Linked DNA regions of Homo sapiens: region 2 is linked to region 1. Evidence: read pairs that join two places in POLR2A ChIA-PET (ENCODE). Cell type or tissue: GM12878. All regions are shown on one strand. Each heading gives the region's core, and the rest is flanking DNA. Links, peaks and the distances in the headings are about the cores only.

The links. Peaks named below come from ENCODE experiments on the same cell type or tissue, not always from the same donor. Only the 100,000 strongest peaks of a DNase experiment are listed, where the experiment ranks them.
Region 2: POLR2A ChIA-PET joins it to region 1 with 5 read pairs; 3 of 35 experiments call an interaction of 5 or more read pairs at or near these places.

What each region holds. Positions count from the first base shown.
Region 1 is chr11:95,711,827-95,719,377 of GRCh38, forward strand. No RefSeq gene overlaps it. Among named protein-coding and RNA genes, the nearest start is that of FAM76B, 74 kb to the right of the region's middle. In GM12878, for the core only: no CTCF peak of the experiment used is centred there; DNase peaks (open chromatin) are centred at 3,465 and 4,105; H3K27ac peaks cover 350 bases.
Region 2 is chr11:95,077,056-95,084,606 of GRCh38, forward strand. No RefSeq gene overlaps it. Among named protein-coding and RNA genes, the nearest start is that of ENDOD1, 9.0 kb to the right of the region's middle. RefSeq lists a silencer at 4,076-4,276. In GM12878, for the core only: no CTCF peak of the experiment used is centred there; no DNase peak of the experiment used is centred there.

The sequences.
Region 1 (7,551 bases), core at 1,013-6,012:
AAGGCAACCTGTATAAAGCACAACAGAATATTAAGTGTGCATGTCACTTGGCTGGGACACCAGAGTATCACAGGCAAAGGGGTAGAGTTGTGGTGGATGCTGAAAATGGCTGGGTAGAGACCCTCAAGGGAGACTAGAGATAACTGTGGCTAGAAGACAAAAAGACCTGTGGGTAGGAGGTAGTGAAAGTGATTAAATCCTCCTCCTGAAGCATATTAGGGAGCAGTTGAGTCATGGGTATCAGAATGAGCCCAAGCAAAATGGTTCCTGTAATATTAAGCCATTACAGGCAAGCAAGGTCAAGGACGCTCACAAGAGGAGAAATACAGAGATGTGACAGAGAGATTTCCAGCTTCACATAGTAACGCCCGAATTGATGTTTTATCCTAATTAAAGCTTAATATAACTCTGTGGTAAGAGTTTCTTGCCCCATATATTCTGAGATATACTTCTGAACAAAGGAAATGTGCCGACTGAGAAATATTCCATGAAACTAATTGCTTGATAAATGTGTGCAAAAACACATAACACAGAGATATTAAACAGGAAAGCTGGGAGAAGTTCTGTGCTAAAGTCAATAGAATAAAATCAAACCAAAATGGTAGAGTGTGGGATAATGCAAAGAATGTCAATTATACAATTCCATTGTATAATACCACCATATAACTAGGTTCTATAAGTCCACACACACACCTAGGGAGGTAGTCTTATTTACCTCTTTCAACTTTTATGTTCTGACTAATACGTATTAGAGTCAATATTGGTATGTTGATTCCATATGACTTGTTGATTAGGGATCAGATGAGAAGATTATTCTAATACTGAAATACTCCTTTTTCACCTATGACTTAATCACCTAACTAAAGTTTACTGTGTTCTTTGGGAATCCAAAGTGGGTGGTGGGAAAATGGAATTGTCCCTGGCATCTTTCCCAAACTACACATACCCACCCATCCATAGATGCTGATGGGCCCTTAAGGGAAACCTCCCACCTTCCCACCCCTCCAGAGGCACAGTGCTGCTGACAGACACAAATTATCAGGTGCACTGAGTGAGGAAAAAATGTTAGAACCATCAGCAAAATAGGAAAAACCACTGGACTACAGTCTGATGGAACTGGAATTGAATTTGGGTTCTCACCCATACTAGCTCTTTGTTTCAGACAGTTACTTAACCTCTCTGCTCCATTTCCTCATCTTCAAGGAAAGGGGGGACAATAAGAGCTAATTCCCAAGTTTAAACATTAAATAAGATGATTTATGTGATAAAGATATTAAATGTTTGTAAAATTTGAATAATATTGTGCCATTCATAACTATCTATGTTATTTTAGCAAACAAATATGTCAGATTCCACCCACTGTTTTTATTTTATTTCCCCTTATTTTCATTTATATCACCTTCCACTGGTTTGTACTAAAAGGATTTCCTGGACTGTATGTTTTTAATGTTTGTAGAAAGAAAGCTCTCAAAGGAAAGACTCTTTCCTCTATATCCAATGGAATCATTGGCACAAAATTTAGGAAGTTAAGAAGAAATAACATTCTTACAGTTATTTGATTCAACATGGAAATTTCTTTTAGGATGAACTTTTTGCTGATGTCATTGGCTCGGAGTAAAACTGCCAAATATAAAGATATGATTCCAGCATTAATAGAGCAAAACTGTGAAACTGTACCAACCAACCTGAATTGTATTCTCATTAGTGCTGTCAATTAATGAAGTTAGACAAACGATTTTCCCACATTACAATGTAGTCTACTCAAAAGCCTAAGGAATGCCACCTGCCCATCAAAAATGAATAAATGTGACGTAATTCCATTGTATAATACCACCATATAACTAGGTTCTGTAAGTCCACATACACACCTAGGGAGGTAGTCTTATTTACCTCTTTCAACTTTATATTCTGACTAATATGTATTAGAGTCAATATTGGTATGTTGATTCCATATGGCTTGTTGATTGGGGAATCAGATGAGAAGATTATTCTAATACTGAAATACTCCTTTTTCACCTAATGGTTTAATCACCTAATTAAAGTTTACTGTGTTCTTTGGGAATCCAAAGTGACCATTGGTGAACCTGACAAAAAAAATTCATCTTCTTAGAATTTTGTGATGTAATTAATATTTATTTTGGAACCCTCAGCACCCCAGAGAAGAGTTAGGTATAGAAAGAAACTCTAAAAAGCATATAAGTGCCCCAGAAGATTTTCCCCTTCCTCCCTGTCACATACCTCTTTGCCTCAACCCACTTAAATTCTGAGAAAAAAATCAATACAGTTAAATGAATGTAAGTATGGGTTTATCATTGTCTCTTTAAGTAGAATTATGTCCACGTTTTACAAGTTCCATTTCTTTAGGTGTCAAAAACTAGTTTTATTTAGCTGAGGTTGAGAATATTGGGCAGAGTCAAGGTGAGCATCTAGTGAAAAGCTTTGGAAACACTCCAGGTATAAAGCTGAAGACATTAATCACCAGAATAACAAATGAAATTGAACTGTTCTAGAATTGGGCTCCTTCACCTCATTTTCCACTTCTTCTTCCAGTGTGGTCATCAGGATTCAATCCTGGTCCTATGCTGTCCATAAGATAATACCAAAGGGAGCAGACACTCAACATTTACTTCTTTTTATCTCGACTCTAATCAAGAAAATATGACAATATTTCTGATATCTCTTCTCAAAAAACTTTTTTTTTACTCTAAGTTCTGGGATACATGTGCAGAATGTGCAGGTTTGTTACATAGGTATACATGTGCCATGGTGGTTTGCTGCACCTGTCAACGCATCATCTAGGTTTTAAGCCCCGTATGCATTAGGTATTTGTTCTAATGCTCTCCGTTCCCTTGCCCACTACTGCCTGACAGCCCCAGTGTGTGATGTTCCCCTCTCAGTGTCCATGTGTTCTCGTTTTTCAACTCTCACTTATGAGTGAGAAGATGCAGTGTTTGGTTTTCTGTTCCTGCGCTAGTTTGCTGAGAATACCTGAAAGCTTTGAAAAATCAGATTATCATTAAGAAATAATTCTTAAACTCAAAAATTTTGCCCAAAGAACTTCCTTCTCTGGAGACCTGAAAGAACAAATTAAATACTCATCATAAATATCCAAGTGCAAAACTACCAGTTTTGCATTTATAAAACTACCAGTTTGCACATGAGGAAACTAAGATTCAGGAAGTGTAAATGATTTACCCCGGCATGAAGCTAGTTAATAGAAGAGCAGGTTGCTCCTTACTCTTACTATCTTACTTTTTTGTTAATCATTTATACACAAATCCTGAGTACCTACCATATCCATGGCACTAAGGGCTGTGAAGGGAACAAATCCAAAACATTCATGGTTCCTCCTCCCAATATTATTATTAGATACTTTAAACATTACAATAATGATAACCACTATACATCAAATACTCATTACGGGGGAGAAACTGGGTCAATATCATGGTCGCAGACATTATTCTCTTGATATGAGTGTTAGTTTCTTCAGTTTACAGATGAAGAAAAGGAAACTGGTATGCAAAATGTCATATAATTGTCTCAAATCACACAGTTCATCAGAAGCAGAGGTCAAATTTGAACTTACATTTGCCTGATTCCAAGACCTTTGCTCTTAACTGTATCATAAGCTGATGTAGTTCTACAACTGAAACTTAACATTTACCTCCAGAGACAATGGAAGATACTTTAGCTAAAAGTAAAAGAAATTTTCAAAAATAAGGTTTATTAACGCTAGAATAATTTAACATAGGGAGCCTGTAGAACTTCATCACTGTAGGTGAGTTGAAAATGAGAGGATACTAAATTAGAGGTTTTATTTAAGAGTGGGTCTACCTAATTGCCTAGTAGGAAGTGAAAACAAATGATATTTCAAGCTTTCTTTTACCCTATGACTTTAAGGAAAAACAATAACAACCATAAAACACCACCACCTACGACAACAGTCTTCTGTGTTTTCCCATGCATTCAAATGAGCTAAAAAGTGATAAATGCATTGCAAGTAAAATAGCTATGCAGCACTCTTGGGAAATGTGGTTCCACGGAGATGCCACAGAGACTTTCATTGTAAAGCCTGGTACTGAAGTTTGGACAAAGGTGTGTTTGTGTGCAGTGACTAAGCTTGTGTGGGAGGGAGGCAACCACTGCAGATGGCTGAAAAATATGCTAATGTTGAAAGACCCATGTGATGGCTGGCATCCTGAAAGAGACACAGATGTTTCCTCCCAAGAAGAATTTTAGAACAAGTGGCTTGCTGACCTATTCAGGCTTGATTCCTTAACTGCATCTCAGGGTCATACACACGTCAGAACCACTGAGACAATTGTCCTCCTCACTTTGTACCCCAGGAAAGAGATAGAGCAGCTAATTAATCACAAGGCCTTTGCTGATAATACCTTTCATTTGAAATTTTTGTTGTTTTTGTTTTTAAGATGTTTTCATGTTCTCTGAGACTTGCTTTCAGAATGCTGCCTCTGTTCACATGCTGGGTCTCCTACAGTGCTCACATTGCTCCACTCTCTGTACGTTTTGTTTTTTTTCCCCATAAAAACCATCCCTCTTATATTCACTTTTTAAGTCTTTCTTTTCCCCACTAAACTATATGCTCATTTCATGGCAGGGAGCATGACTAACTTGTTAACCACAAAATCCCAAGAGCCCAACATAATGCAAGATACATAGAAGTCTCTCAAAAACATCTTTTCTCAGCACTCCTGAGAATACCTACAAGACATTCTCAGATATACTAGAGAGGCAGAGCGTAGATTGTCTTGTATTAGTCTACTTAAACAAGATTGTTCATTCCTTCATTTATTCAACAAAACTTCGGGGGTTTATATCATGTGTCAGGCACTGCTCTAAATGACCAGGATGCTGCAATAAAAAGAACAACAAAAAAAATTCCCATCCTTATGGGTTTAGGGTGTTAACATCAATATATTTTTAAAAGAAATTGAAAAAAACCCAGGTACTTCGACTACAAAAATCATTTTGTTTGCAGATTACCTAACACTGCTAACTCAAGTTCCTGGGTCTATAGAAGAAAAATAAAATTAAAAATTAAAAAACAGCCGGGCGCAGTGGCTCACGACTATAATCCTAGCACTTTGGAAGGCCAACACGGGCAGATTACCTGAGGTCAGGAGTTCGAGACCAGCCTGGTCAACATGGTGAAACCCTGTCTCTACTAAAAAAAAATACAAAAAAAAAAAATTAGCAAGGAGTGGTGGCACATGCTTGTAATCCCAGCTACTTGGGAGGCTGAGGCAGGAAAATCGCTTGAACCCAAGAGACAGAGGTTGCAGTGAGCCGAGATCATGCCACTGCACTCTAGCCTGGGCAACAGAGCGAGACTCTGTCTCAAAAAAATAAAAATAAATAAATAAATTAGTTAATTAATTAAAATTCAAAGACATTGCTAAGGATCTCACTAGTTTTCTTCTATCTTAATCAGGTAGGGATTGTCCCCATAAACAAGAAGAGTTCTAACCTGCAAAGCACAACTTAAAGAAATATAAATCTGCTGTAATGGATATGAAAGCTAACTGTGTACCACTCCATCCCCACCTTTCTGCTTCTGGCATTATAAGCTCTCCAATAGCTTTAGCATAAATTCACATGTCCTATTGTTTCTTGCCACCTCTCAGGGTTCTGAAGGAATAGGCACCAGGTTCTGATAAGAACAGAAACATCTGGAGTGTGGGAGTGTTCATCTAAAGAAAAAAAGTGAAAATAGCATGCATTGAACTGTTTGGTGTGCTAAGTAATGATTAGGGTTTTCACATACATTGTCTCATTTAATCTTTGCAATAAACAAACAACAAAGTACATCATATGCCCCCCTTTTATTTTCTACCAAAGAAGGAAATAGGGTAAGAGGTAGAGACGTACCTTTATGGATCTATAGAGAGATTTATGGCTTTTGTAATGGTCAGAGCACCTAAATCACTAATTAACTTCCTAGCAAATTTATAGGCTGACATAACAAGTGAATAAATGGTTTCACTAGATACTGAGGAATTTTATTGTTCATAACTTTGTGCCAAAAAAAAGAAATGGGAAACCATTAGATCAGAGAGAGTGGCCATCTACCTTCTATTCACCCAGGGAAGATTTTGTAGAAAAAATGGGAACTGGCTACAGTTGATACTATATAAAGAAATACTGACTTTTAAATTTCTTCACTCTCTTTCTTAACAGATTCTCTTTTTTTTTTTCTGTCCTTAAGGTCTCAAAGTTTTCTCCAGCTGAAAATACAGCTGCCTCATAGAAACACTGCATAAGAAAATTAATAACAATAAACCCCAGAGGAATCAGGGAAGTGGTGATAAGGCTGCTTTATGCTTTCCTTTTACCCAACTGAGAACTTCCTTTAGGCCTCACTTGCTGAATGCTAAGAGGCCAGGGAGGAGCACTAGGGAACATAGGAGAGAGACAGGATGGCGGGAAGCAGCGAACAGATATGGGAGCAAAGGGAATTTTAAAAAGAGGAAAGGTCTCTGGCCAGGGCTGGCCCAAGGAAAAAATTGAAGGTCAGCAGACGGGTTTTAACACAACCCTCTCCATCTCCCTGTCTATTACCTACAGTGTTTTCATCACCCTCAGCGCCTAGCCTCAGCTGCTCTAATTTCCCAGTTGCTCTAATTCCCATCCTCCCATCCACCTGAAACAACAAATGTTCCAGACCAAGAGTTAGTTTTGTGTTTACAGTAGAGCCTCATTTTGCACAAATGTAAGTCATGTTCTGATTTTAGAACCTAGTCTTGCCACTAGTTTTCTTTATCCTCAACCACAAACAAATCTATTAGCATGTATTAAGGCTATGGAAAAAAACAGACTGGACTATAACCAGCAGGCAAGCTTGAGAATGGACACTGCTCCCCATTCTCTTCCAGACAATTAATAGTTACTACAAAGGCAGAATGCTGTAAAGGGCCAGACACCAGCATATACACATTCTTTTTTCTTTGGTCTAGATCAATGGTAATCAAGTTTCAATATGCTTAATAATTACTGAATAGTAAATATCACAAAATCATTTACACTATAAATCATAGGTGATTTAAGGGCTTTTTTTTTTTTTTTTTTTCTGAGACAGGGTCTTACTCTGTCACCCAGGCTGGAGTGCAGTGGGCAATCTCGCCTCACTGCAACCTCCACCTCCTGGACTCTAGTAATTCTCGTGCCTCAGCCTCCCAAGTAGCTGGGATTACAGGCATGCACAACCAAGCCCTGCTAGTGATTTAAGGGTTTTTAAGTAAAATTTTGTCTCTGCAAAATTTTCATCTAGTTTTGACTTTTAAACATGCCCAGCTGAAAAAGGTCATCTCTACTATAATACATTTTTCTGGAGAGAAAATTATAGCATTTGAAATACTCTCTAAGGAGCCTATAACCACCAAAGATAAGAACAACTCCTCTTCCCATAACAAATCTCATCTGTCTCATGTCTTACTCTCTCAGGAATATCCTATTCCTCTGCTAAACTACTGCAGCTCAACCAGTGAATTAATCGGAGTTAAATTTTTCATGTTTCCTATACTTAAACAGCAC
Region 2 (7,551 bases), core at 1,567-6,566, 630 kb before region 1:
TAGAAATAACTTCACCCTGATATGTATTTCACTGAGCTGTGACCATATAGAAATTAGAAGTTGGGGTTTTGTTCAGTGTTTTAGTTACCTATCATTGCTTTAAGTAGAAAACCACAAACAGTTGCTAGGAATTGGCTGCAGAGATAAGTGGGAAGGAAACCCATATAAGTTGAATAGAACCAGGGTAATGAACAGCCCCTCACTCCAGCTGCCTTGCAGATCCCACTCTGCTCACCAGCCTCTCAAGATGAAATTTCTAACATTCTCTAGTTGCTCCTCATTGCCACTGATCTGTAGCAACTGTCAGGGTAACACCTGGGGACCCTTCTCACTAATCCGCAGCAAGTGCTGGATGTTATGGAGATAAGCAGTTTCGGGTAGACAAAGGAGGGGAAAACCTGAGTGCTGTAGGGAAAGGGTGTCATTGTTAGAGGTGCCACCTTACAAAAATGTAATATTTGTACTACTGGTATCCTGGCATTCAGTTTCCTTGTGTCCTAATAGTTCAGGGCCCTCCACCCAAAAAAGTACCACACTCAGGCCTGTGGATCTCTGAGAGCATCTTTTCCTGTTCTCATCACAATCTTTTATTTATTTATTTAATTTTGAAATGGAGTCTTGCTCTGTCACACAGGCTGGAGTGCAATGGCACAATCTCTGCTCACTGCAACCTCTGCCTCCTGGGTTCAAGAGATTCTCCTGCCTCAGCCTCCTGAGTAGCTGGGATTACAGGCACGTGCCACCACACCTGGCTAATTTTTGTATTTTTAGTAGAGGGGGGTTTCACCATGTTGGTTAGGCTGGTCTGGAGCTCCTGACCTCGTGATCTGCCCCCCTTGGTATCCCAAAGTGCTGGGAGTACAGGTGTGAGCCACTGTGCCCAGCCAAAATCTTTTATTTTTTTGGCCCATCCCTCAGAGCCTCTTCTTAAAAGATTCACATTGCATCTGTCTATGTATTTCAGGACCCATTTATTCATTTACTCATTCAATAAATGTTTACTGAGAACCTACTGTTCCAGGCTCTGTTCTTGGAATTGGGGACACAACAGTGAAAAAGACAAGTTTCAACTCTCTTGGATGATCTATTCTCATTATCAAGAGTGATATATAATAACATGTCAAGTAATTGTAAGGGCTATGAGGAAAAATAAAGCAGAGTGAGGGGTTAGAGAGTAACAGAGGCTGCTTTATCTGATAGGATAGCTACAGAAACCTCCGGGGGATGTGGTCCTTGAACCTGTGACCGCGGGAATGGGGCTTCATTGTGGGCAGAGGGGCAAGTGCAAATGCCCTGAGATAGCAACATGTGCTCACAGATTAGCAAAGGGGCTGGCATGTAAGAGTGAGGGAGTAGGAGCCAAGGCAGGGATCTGAATGTGGGGATGAAGCAAGCATAAATGTCTTAACTCACTTAATGCATACTCCTCCAGAAACCCCTGAGCAGTTGGAGTGGTTGATGTTTCAGGTAAGCAGGGGGTGGAGGAACTTGGGGACCACAGAGCCCTTGAAAGCACTCATAATTCACAACCAACCCTGTGAATGGCTCTCTTTCCTACCAGATGCAAATCTTATGAGAGAAGGAATTATACTTTTTGGTTCCCTGCTGTGTCAGCTAACATGACATGTATCTGACTCCTACCAGGCACTTCATACTACTGTCTAATTGGATTGGACTCTAGCAGTCACAGCAGATCCCTGGCATTCACTAAGTTAACAACAGTCATTTCAGCTGCTTATGAGCAATCTCAAATCAGAGCCTGCGTAGGAATTTCCTGGAAAAACAGCTACTAGGTGGGAGATCAGGTATGAGAGTCAAACAGGCAATAGATTTGGAGTATTAAGGCTATGCACTGGAAAACCCTGGCTCCAGATAAGGATAATATTTAGAAAAGTGCTAGGATTAGGAATTTGCAAAGATCTCAGGATCCATTCCTTGTGAATATCAAGTGTCTACTCAATAAGTTTTTCCCACCTGAGAAACTCCTTAGGAACCAAGTGGCCTAACCTTGCCTCTCATGATGATATTACCTTAACTGTACTTACACTTGGCCATCTAAAATTGTAAGTACTTTATCTATAGTTTCACATTGTTGATTAGATCAGATTAATACAATTGGTTGTTGTCTTTCTTTTTTTTTCTGTGCAGTGAGAAGTCAATGAATGTTGTTGATTAAATGATAAATGACCTAAAACCTCAATAAAAGTGAAAAAAAGGGCTAGCATAATAAGAAACAGCTAAAATAAATAGTTCTCTCTTATAGCATTATTACTTTCACATTATTTTTAAAAATAATGTAACTAGTACTAAGCAGGGGTTGAAATAACTTGAAGAGCCAGAGAATAAATCCTTTCTCATATTTCAATAAAAGATTTTCATTCATTCATCCATCCATTCGTTCATTAATTCTTTCAACAAATATTGTTAATCAAGCACTCTCTCCATGCTAGGCACTGTACTAGATGCTAAGGATAGAACATAAGACGGAGATTATAGTCAGCTTGGATGGAGACACAGACAAGGAGTTAGGCACTCTCACCATGCTACAGCTTCTTCTAAGAAACCATAGCAATATCCAGGCTCTCCTCCATGCTGCTCGTCTTAGAACCCCTGGGGAAATGTGTCTTCTGTTGGGAGAGTCAGCCTCAAGTTCAGTGCCAAAGCTACATGGACTCTCAGAGCTGCTTCAGTCCATTCCTGGTTTCACTGCAGCCCTTTTGATCACTTTCTCCCAATCATGCTTGACAAATGGACACAGATCACCTTTCTTGGTAGCAACGGCTGCCTTAGGGTACCTATATTCCTTTCCTGCCAGTTCTGCCAGGCATAGGATGAGCCTGCAGAGATATGGGGGCTGGCTTTGATCACCCCATTGGCTGCCTCACTCTAGGAAGTGGGTGTGACTTACTGTCAACCCTCTCCCTTCCTCTGTCCATGCCACTGACATTACTTGGCTCCTTTAGGGAGCAGGGTCATTTAAATGCCATTTGATATGTTCCATTCTCTCTTCCCACTATCCAGCCCCCTGCCATATACTGAACGTGTCCCACCAAAATTCATATGTTGAAACCCTAATCCCCAAGTGATGGTATTTGCAGGTGGGGTCTTTGGAAGGTTTTTAGGTCATGAGGGTGAAGCCTTTATGAGTGAGATTAATGCCCTTAAAAGGAGAGATACAAGAGAGATTTCACTCTCTGTCATGTGAGGACATACCAGAAAGGTGGCTGTCTCTAAACCAAGAAGAGGGCCTTCATCAAGAGCCGACACCTACATCTCAGACTTCCCAGCTTTGGCACTGTGAGAAAGGAGTGTTTGTTATTTAAGCCCCCTAGTCTAAGGAAATTTGTTACTGAGGCCTGAGTTGACTAAGACAGCCCCCAAGGAATGCTCTAGGGGAGTGGGAAAAAGGAATAAAGAAATAAATTATGAGTATCCATGATGTGCCAAGAACTGTGTCTAGCACTTTCTATACCTCATTCATTTCCTCTCCCAATAGCTCAGTCTGTAAAGTAAAGCCAATGGAGTTTTGAACCCTAGCTCCACTATTGATTAGCATGACTGTGGGCAAGTAACTCACAACTCCAAGGCCCAAGTGCCTGGAGAGACAGAGTAGCAGGGTCATTACTAGCATACATCCTGTGTCTAAACCCAGCTCTGTGCTTGTAAACTTGGTGGCCTTGGCAAGCAACTTCATCTCTATGTATTTCAGCTCCTTCTTCCCCAAAATGGAATGATAACAGCAGCACCCAGGACAATAAGGGTTGTTGTGAAGTCTAAAAAGCTAATATAAGTAAGACACTTTGAGTAGTAAAGAACTCAAGGTAAGAATGAGCAATTATTTTACATCTTCTTGTTGAATATTTTTAAAAAGTGTAACTTGAGCACAGTGTTTGGCAGGAAGAAACACACATCAAAGTCTTGCTGTTATTGATATGATTTTATTATTTTAATAGTAATATCATTACTTTTATTGCTATTGCTATTGTTACTTTCAGGCTTAGAGGTGATAGGCCCGCTATCTTCTCTATGGAAGTACTAGAAGAGAGAATGACAAAGCACAAGTGCTCCAGCTCCTTGTCACCAAAGTATGGGCTGGGATCCTGCAGCATGGGCATCATTTGCAAGCTTGTTAGAAGTGCAGAAGCTCAGACTTCGGCCCTGACCTATGACTCAGATCTGCATTTTTAACTAATCCTCCCAGGTAAATCAAGGACAAGTTTATGGTTGAGAAGCACTGCTCTGGCACATTGGTTCTCAGCCTCGGCTTCCCATTAGAATCATATTTGAAACATACTGATGCCTGGGCCCCCATCCCCTTGCCCCCCCGCCGGAAATTCTGTTTTAATAGGCAGGAGTACAAGGGTTTAAAAGCTCCCTGAGTGACACTAACATGCACTGAGGGTTGAGAACCACCCATCTAGCATTTGGTCCATGGGGAGTTTGGCTGCAGGCGCAGATGGGAGTCTAGTTTGTTCAGCAACTGCCAGTGAGAGTTCTGGTTTGTTTTGCTTCTTTTCAGGCCCCAAAGGAAGTGGAAGTACAAAGGGACATGAAGAGGGCACATTCTTCTCTCCCCACACCCACCCTTCCCCCGTCTTCATTCCAGCTAAAAGGACACATGACAAGGCTGGGACAGGCTTGTCGGCCAACGTTTCTGTTTCTCTGTGTTGCACTTCACAGCATCCAAGCTGTACTGGCTGGCTGTGTCTCTCTCACTCAAGTCACTGTGCCAGCTGGGCTTGGCTTTTCTGTGGTAGAAGCTTGTTCTTCCTTGAAATGAGGTCCTTCTCTTGCTTTTCTGTTTTTGCCCACTGCTCACAGCACCCAGATGTTGCTTGGTTGGAGAAAACTCGACCAGAGATCTCCTCTCAACCTCTCATGTGAGACTCTTGATGCCTGGTGGGAAATCCAAAATCCCAGCAGGCTCTTGCAAGTTATCTAAGTGAGTGTTGCTGTCAGGACAATGGCTCCTGCCTCATCATAAGGCCAAGGACTTGGACAGTGGGGGTGACTGTTGTTATGTGGGGATGAGGGCCATGTGGCTGCCATTTTTTGAATATTCAAGAGAAGCTTTGAACTTGGAATTTTATTTTAAAATCTTTAGGTTTTTCAATGTTGGCAGCTAATTCAAAAAACTTACAAGCGCTACTGGCCAAATTGACCTGCTGGCCCACTGACCTCTGAAACATTCCCTGCTTTCTAAATGACCCATTTGGGTTGGGAAGTTGCCCCAAGCCATGGAGACTAACTTAAATAATCTCACTCTACTTCTGGCACTGGTAGAAAAGGTAAAACACCTGGGGTCTTCTGAGTCATGTGTCCAAAGTTTTTAATTCAGGTGACTTGTTCTGGGCTTGTTAGTCAGGCAGATCCTCTGCCAAAGGAATGCCCTCCTATGCCCAGGCCCATAAGTGGCTGTTTCTAATGGCACCATCCAAGTCCTCTGTGTGTCCTGGGGTCGCAGTGGACCTCTATGTCTGACCTGGGGTCAAATATTGTAGGAGTTGTGCAGAGTATGTCATATTGCCCTGGGAGAGCTGAACACATGGGAAGAAAGAAAGGCTTACACTCTTCAGTCTTCTCCCTCCCCTCCTCTCCTCCCTCCCCTGAATAATAGAGAGCCAAGCATTTGACAGAGCTCCTTGTTCAATGCTTCCATGTCTCTGCTAGTGATCAAATGTTTCTCCCTCAATATTCTCTTTATACAAGATGATGTGACGTGAGTTTGTTGCTAATATTAGATTTGCAACAGATGCCCTCATTGTTGGGTCCTGGGTACATGCAGAGCAGATTAATAATCCAAAGACAAAGGCCTCAAATGCCCAGTGACTTTAATAACAAAACTTGCTGCAAGGGACAAGGGCTCACTCTGCACTGGGCAAGGTGAGGGGGACGGGCCTGCAAAAGGCCCAGAAACTGAGTCCACCATCTAGATGCCATTGGAAACGTAGGCGGAGCTGTTGGTGGGAGGTGGAAGGAAGCACCAGGAAGAGGCATCTTCAAGGGGTCACAAGCAATAATATTCAGGTCTATGGTGAAAATGACAAGTCATCTAGTCACTGCTGGTGGCCAAAATTTGGACCCAGGGGAACCAGGTAGCAAGCCTAAGAATTCAATAGATATGTCAATGGACATAGACGGTTCCTTCTGCTCCTTTTCATTTTTCTTAATAAAGCCTTTTTAGACAAATCGTAAACCTCCATGGTTACAAACCAAGAACCTCCTGGGTCTAACTAAGCATGAACCACTAGGATTTTCTGCTCCCCTCCTGCTTCATCTTCAGAATACTGTCATCTCACCTCTACAAGGGAAGGTGTTTCTTAATATCTACCAATGTGCTTTTTTTTTCTAATTTTACTTAGTTGCCTGAACCTTATGGAAGTTAACATTGCAAACCACGAAAGAGAATGTGTCTATCTCTCTTTGTCGCCTCCTACACATAGGCATTTTCTTAAGGAGTGTTCCTCTGCCCACAATGATCCCACTGCTATTGCATTGGAAAACTGCCTGAGACTTAATCAAAGTCAATGGATCAAGGGTATTTTGGTCTTAGGGAGTTGTACTGGAAAGGTTCTGTGCTTCAGAGGTCCTATCTTGATTTGGAATTGAATTGTCAGGTTGCATCCTGAAGCTAACCAGTTTATAAACTGAATTTACTCTTTCTGAAATTATAAACCAGAGCCCTAAAATACTTGTCTTGTAAGTTCCAGATTTTCATAATTCTGTTTTCTCTAAGTGAAACTCTGCCCATCTACTTATAGAGATGAAAGAAAGGACTAGCATTTATTGAGTTTTGCTATAGGTTAGATGCTTCATATTGGTTATCTCATTTAATTCTCATGTCAATAATACAAAATAGGTATTACTATTCCCATTTTACAGATGAGGAATTTGAGGCTCAGAGAGCTCAAATAGCTTGTAAGTGGCCGAGCTCAAATTTAAACCAAAACCTCCTGATGCCAAGACCTGTGGTTTTTCCATTTGTCTGTCTTTTTGTTTGGGAGTCTTTTATAATTCCCTGATGCTGTTACATGTCAACTAAGACAGACACATACAGACTTAGAGATGGGACTAAATGTTTTCCCTATTTTTTTCTACCAATTAAAATAAATAGCAATTGTTTTAACTCATAAGTAATTACAATGAAATTGTTACTTAGGCAGGTGTATTTCTGAAATAAATGTATAAAGTTCTGTGTTGAAAATAGAGATGACCTGGTGGTAAGCTGAGATTGTGGGTTCCAGGATGGCTGAGACCATGTTTTATACCCTCTGTGGCCCCAGCAATCTGCACTGAGCCTGGCCTGTGGGGTCCACTCGGTATTTGCTGAATGAAGGAATAAGTTTCTCCTCTATCCACATCCATATTGATGTGAAGTCTGATATTAGTTTTTTCTATTTAATGTGGTAAAAGACCCAAAACATCAAACTAATCATCCTAACCATTTTTTAAATGTTAAGTATATTCACATTGTTGTGAAAAAGATCTCAAGAACTTTTTCATCTTGCAAATTTCAATTTCTATACCCATTAAACAACAACTGCTATTATT